2 separate regions of the Homo sapiens genome follow, and region 2 is linked to region 1. A link is a contact called in ENCODE Hi-C or POLR2A ChIA-PET data. All regions are on one chromosome and are shown on one strand. The core of a region is the stretch at or near the end of the contact, and the rest is flanking DNA. Distances in the headings are between cores, read along the strand shown.

Evidence for each region. Hi-C counts contacts between places; a loop is a spot of excess contacts on that map. ChIA-PET counts read pairs that join two places held with the same protein, here RNA polymerase II (POLR2A). Pooled maps may share reads with other maps.
Region 2: a map of PC-9 shows a loop between it and region 1 (9-fold over the local background). The contact joins two enhancer-like sites. A Hi-C loop is called at or near these places in 1 of 168 maps with a recorded cell type or tissue (PC-9) and 2 of 50 pooled maps. POLR2A ChIA-PET finds 5 or more read pairs at or near these places in 6 of 52 experiments (AG04449, HEK293, K562 and 3 more).

The regions. Positions count from the first base shown.
Region 1 is chr11:96,094,838-96,097,976 of GRCh38, reverse strand. The region is part of intron 1 of MAML2 (mastermind like transcriptional coactivator 2); the gene reads left to right. Among named protein-coding and RNA genes, the nearest start is that of MTMR2, 170 kb to the right of the region's middle. RefSeq lists a silencer at 1,898-2,192. Within about 2 kb of position 1,821, at least 10 of the 41 ENCODE cell types and tissues checked have a DNase peak (open chromatin) inside an H3K27ac peak, as active enhancers do; they include PC-9, where a contact is called at or near this core.
Region 2 is chr11:96,036,276-96,039,222 of GRCh38, reverse strand. The region is part of intron 2 of MAML2 (mastermind like transcriptional coactivator 2); the gene reads left to right. Among named protein-coding and RNA genes, the nearest start is that of MTMR2, 110 kb to the right of the region's middle. Within about 2 kb of position 1,447, at least 2 of the 41 ENCODE cell types and tissues checked have a DNase peak (open chromatin) inside an H3K27ac peak, as active enhancers do; they include PC-9, where a contact is called at or near this core.

The sequences.
Region 1 (3,139 bases), core at 572-3,071:
AGAATTAGGACTTTGGAACGAGACATGTCTGGGCTGGCATCCTGCCTCCATATCTTTACTGTGTAATCTTAATGTCAGGAACCTCAATTTTTTCACTTATGAAATGGGTATATAAGAGCACAAGCCTCAGAGAGCCATGAGATTAAACAAGGACTTACACCACAGAGTGCCTGCCTAGAATAAGCCTTCAGTATACAATAGTTAAGAGGTGAGAGGCTTTCATAGAACATAGGTACCCTTGCCTTTGAAGCCCCTTATTCCTTAAAAAATATTAAAAATTATATTTTATGACCGTGTTGGCAAAAAGATAAATTAATATATTTTGAAACAGTTCTTTAACCTAAAATCTTATTTTTTTCCTTCTGTTCTATAACTGTTGTGAGCCCTGGGCACTGTGTGTCCCATGCCTAATTGGTAGGTCAGCCCTTGGGTGAAAGATTTGTTTTGGAGATCCTTCCCTTTACCTTTCCAGTATCATTAACTGTTTTCTGGAAGATTCAGGCCCTGCAGCCCCTCAGGATATTACTACCCTAATACTTCTCCTTTCTCCCTTCTCTTTTCTTCCAGCCACCCAAAAGGTCCACAGTGTGGAGCTCCCAACTCCCATAGTCCTGCCCCCATCCTTCTCTATTTAAACCCTTGCCTTTATTCTCTACCATTCCCCTGGTTAGGTCTTGTTCCCTTAGAGCTTTATTCTTGTTCTGGTAAGTTGGCTTTGAATTTTCTCATAAGCTATTTGTCCTTGAGGTATTATTGACTGTTTTCCTCCTCTGTTGCTTCTGGAGTATTTGCATCTTGAGAGACTCTATACCATAATTCAAACCATGTATCTAATGAAAGAATTTTAGTCCAGCAAAGGAGATATTTCAAAGCAAAAAGTGATCCTTGAGAATCATTTAGATTGTATGGTGCTGGTGCCAGTAGCTTGGTGCCTACTGCATGTAGGCATTCACAGTGGGCCTCGGTGATATAACTAGATTAAAAACTTCTAGAAGGCAGGGCACAGCCTATCCCCAAAATTCTCTTGGTAAAGTATCATGCCCAGTGAAGTTTTGATGGGTGTCTTTTATCCTAATGGAATCACACATGACTTCTTCTGTCCCCCATCTTAAGGAATCCCTCCAGCTGTGCTTGGTGGTGACCTTACACCACCACACATAGTGCCTGGAACACAAACTTCCCTCCTTTAGTGCTTGTTATTTTCTGGCTTTGGGCAGGATAATGATCTCAGAGATAATCCCATTTATAAAGGAGAAGAAAACTGTGGCCCAGAAAAGTTGAGTATTTTCCCTAAAGTAACAAAACAAATTAATGGAAGAATCGGGACGAGATCCCTGGCTTCCTGAAGACACAGGTGTAGGTACCATTTACCTCTGTCAGGGCCTAGGGTGTCACTTACTACAGAGCACAGGCTGTGCAGTGGGAATGTGTGGTTTGATTCCTGACTTCATTGCTTACTCTGTCTGTCCTTTGAAAAGATACTCAACCTCTAAACCTGTTTTCTCATCTGCAAAAGCGGGGAGGGGAAGAAATAATATCAACTTTATATAGAGTTGTGAAGATTCTGAGAGTTGTGAGAGTTAAATAAGATTATCCACATAAAGTGCTTAGTACGATGTCTCACATGCAGACCTTCAATAAATGACTCATTATTATACAATTATCACTAATTCTATTACTGTCTCTACACTCCTCATAGCCTAAAGAAAGTGTGAGTGCTGTTTCCCAGAGCGCATACTGCACTGCCCAGGGAGTGGCCAGAGCAGTGAGAGAATCTGGCTGAACAGGTTTTTTCAAAGCAGTGGAAAATAAATCAAAGGTGATAACCCAAATTCGGAAAAAGAATGTACTCCTTTGTTTGTTCTTTCCTAGTTGTGAAAGAACCTTCAAAATGCAATTTATGCTGAAATAAATCAGAAGCAACATGGCTGACTCTCTCTGGTCTGTGTTCTTCCTGACCCCATGAGGATAGACAGTGGTAACTCTGAGTTTCTGCTGGATGTGGTGATAGCTGACCATGTTCTGTGATGATGTCTACACCAGTGAGTGGACAAGATTAGGAGTCAGCAAATCATGCAGAGACAGCAGAGATGTGGGGAGAGGGGAAGCTTCACACCCAGGTACAAAGCATGCCTAGCCCCTTGCTGCAAATTGTTCATCACTAAATGTGAAGTCTCAGGCAACTTGGTTAGAACTCTTTGTTGAAAGTAACAGATGCCCAATTTGTATTAGCTTAAGCAATAGGGAAATTCATTATAAAGATTCCATAATGTATCAAAGAAAACAAGCAGAGCTGACCTGGGATTGGAAACAAGCCCCCGAATGGTATTAAAACGTGTCTCTCCTCTGCTTCATTTTTCTCTCTTTCTACAGATTTGCTTCCTCTATGGCTCTAGTTAACACAATGGAACAACAGCTCACAAGTTCTGTAGATACAGCCACCTAAAGAGAGCCTGGTCTCACTTTCTCCAAATCCAAAATTCCCATGGAAGGGAGTAATTGCCCTGTCTTGGGTCAGGTTCCTTTCTCTGATTACCAATCAGCAATGATATAAGGTTATAATCTGTTGTACCAACATGACACATTCACCATAACTATTTACCACCTGTGAGTGAGAAAAACTACAAATAAGGGATGATTGAAACAAATATTGATGAGCCAGATGACAAAAAGCAGATTTTTCCCACTCAGCTCTATACTGCATCCTGGCCATTCCCATATTCCTCATCATTTTACCTGAAATCTAGGATGTCTCTGTAGTTACTGCCCCTGGCCCCTTTATACTAGGTTGATCCTAGCCCTGAACAAACTAATTAGAGCATGTTAGAGTGTAAATGACATATGCTTTAGAACCACACAAACTTTGAGTTAAAGCCCACTTGCTAGCTGTGTGACCCTGGGCAAGTTACTTAGTCTCTCTGAGTATTGCTTTCCTTATTTATAAATTAAGGGTAATAATACCTTTCTAATGGGATTGTTGTGCAGATTAAGGGAAATAAAGTAACCATATTCAAGTGTTTGATATGTAATATATACTCAGTTATGTTAATTTCCTTTTCTTGATTAGTCTACCTAGAAATCTTCAGGCAGGTGAGAGAGCAGCCATAAGTGAGAAGAGAAGATAGGAGAAGTGATAGAA
Region 2 (2,947 bases), core at 198-2,697, 58 kb after region 1:
AGTTCAGTGGTGCAATCATGGCTCCCTGAAACCTCAACCTCCTAGGCTCAAGTGATCCTTCTGCTTCAGCCTCCCAAGTAGCTGGGACTACAGGCATACATCATCATGCCTGACTAATTCTTTAAAAACATTTTTGTGTAGACAGGGTCTCACTATGTTGCCTAAGCTGGTCTCAAACTCCTGGGCTCAAGTGAACTTGGCCTGCCAAAGTGCTGGGATTACAGATGTGTGCCACCAGTAATTCCGCCTGGCCTAGAATTATTTTCATTCATTTATTTATTCATTCATTCATTTGACAAGTATTATTAAGCACCTACTAAATGCCACATACTATACTAAGTGCTGAAGATACAAGGTTGAATAAAACAGTTATGTCTTTGATAGGGCTAGGTTTCAATAGAGTAGATGAACAATAAGTATATAAGGAAATACATAAAATCATTTTGGGTACTTTGAAAAAAATTAAGCAAGGTAGAGAGTTAGAGAGTGATGGAAGTGCTATTTTAGATAAGTTATGAGGGAAGACTTCTCTATAGGCAACACTGGAGAAGTGACCCAGATAAAGTAAGGACCATGAGGAGGAGCATTCCAGTTAGAGGAAACAGCAAATACAAATACCATGCAGTAAGAGCAAGCTTGGTATATGGGTCTCTTGCTGTGAATTCCTCCAGATAGGGCTTAAGTGCCTAGCACATTGCTTTGGATGAGAAAGTTCTAAGCGATTGAATAGTTGAACCAGTTTAAAACATTGAATTTATTCAAGATCTAGTCATAATTTTTATCTATTTTGCGTTTTTCCTTAGATCAACATTTCCTAAGATGTGTTCAGTAGAAGACATTCCAAATTGATTTACGCAAAATCTAGTTTCACCACATACACCAAAATGGTTCTGTGGTTAAATGAGTATAAGGAACGATGAAGATGTGTATGTCGATATAATACAGGTGTTGCTAAGACCCACAGTAAAACAAACAAGCAAACAAAAAAATGTCTAGTACATTATTTTCTAACCACAACCTTCCTTTCCCATAGAACACACATTACTAATGCACAAGACAGTAAAATTCCATAGAATTCAATTTGGTGGAGCATGTTCCTCAGATTCCTTCATTTTATATTAAGTATATATTTATTAAATTCTTAATATTTACCTGCTTTCATATTTTACGAGTAAAATATAGATGCCAGAATATTACAATGTTATTCTAATTATGGCACAAGAATGTGGATTTTCAACATTCTCTTTAGTACGTTAATGTAATACCTATTTTCACAGCCCCACCCTGCCTAATTTTAGCCTATATCTAGTGATCTTTATTAGCCAAGCCATCTCTTGGGGTATTTTGTCACTGTCAGGATTGGGAGTTAAAATATCAAGAGGCAAGTTTATGAGCCTTGAAGTAAACAAATAGCAGTCAAGGAAACAGAAACAAAGCTTAGAATGCCCAGCGAGAGCTCCTGGCTGGTGACACATCCAGGCTCTGTGGGTGAATTGCCTTTGAACACAGCTCCCTCTGGGAGAAAAGATCCAGCCAATTGCTGGTTCTAACCTGTGTGTTTTTGGTTTCTTCCCCTTTGCACGTCCTCTCTGAATTGGCCTGTTCTATGTTACTGGTGATTGCCTCAAAACTCAGAAGTCATAGTATCAATCTAAGCTTCTTTGCTCACTGATTGGAGACCTCTTTAAGTATTTATTAGTTTTCCATGGTCACCAGCCAGCTGGTGAATGCATGCTTCAGTAACAGGGCTAAATTTGCAAACAGCTGTCAAATAAAGTTGAAACTGTCTTACAACCGTGTATAAGGGTGTTTGTCTCGAAATGCATGTGTATATATCAGAGAAAGAGCAAGAGAGAGAACACCTGGACTTTTGGACAATTTAGCCAAAGATCTTGTAGCCACTGGTGATTTTTAAAAGGAGAAAAGAGCACTTATTCTTATTTTATTGTGGGCACGTCATTTAGCATTACAGGTTTAAAGGCAGCAGGGAAACTGCAAAGCCAGAGTTATTTTTTTTGTTGTTGTTGTTTTTTTATTTTTTATTTTCTGAGGCATTAGTTGCTGTGAAGAAAAACAAGCCAAAGTTTTGCTTGTGGGCAGAAACATCCCAGAATGCATCTGGTGACTGGGCAGAAAGCAAGTACTGGCAAGAGCCCAGGTGCGTTGGCTCCCGACGGCAGTGCAGGAACAACCTAGGCGGTATTCTCAGACTCCGATCAAATTTCCAAGATGGATCCAGTTCAAAATTATCTACTCCGCTTTCACTTATCTAAGATGGTGCTCCAAGTTTAGGATTACAGTCCTCTGAGCTGGGAGTGGAGACTATAGGGAGAAAACCCACTGGTGTTTTTAAATACCATGAAAGGTGTTTTATCTTGTTTAAGTTAGCCGCAGCACACCTGGAAATTAGAAATATACTGTCATTCCTGGGGAATTCAAGGCAGTAAGAATTATTGGGGGTTAACAATTTTCAGGAATTTGGATCGCCACATCTCAGCCCCGGAGTTATTTTTACAATGGGACTTCTTGGTTAAATCTCTAAATTTAAATAGATAAGGATTCAACATATTCTTGAATCTTGAGATCTAGTTTCCCTCATCATGGGCCAAGTAGGAAAGAAAGAAGTGAAACCCTCAAATCACAATGTATCCCTATTTGCCATCCTATCGTGAGCTCCTAAAATCTTATTTTCACACCAAGTGCTTTTTCACCGTCCACTGCAACTGTGATTGTGGTGGTGACCAGACCTGTTCCAGGGGCTCTGAGTCAGGAATGGTGATCATGTGTTCTTTCCCATCATATTCCTGCAGAGAGTAGTGCTAAAAGAGTTTAAAATGAATGAAAGATCCACCTCTCCTAGTTGTTAGAGGAAATAAAACTCTCTAGAGTGAACTTAAAGTGCCCTTCTACCCCTACTTAAAACCTGAGACATACCATCTTTTTTCTT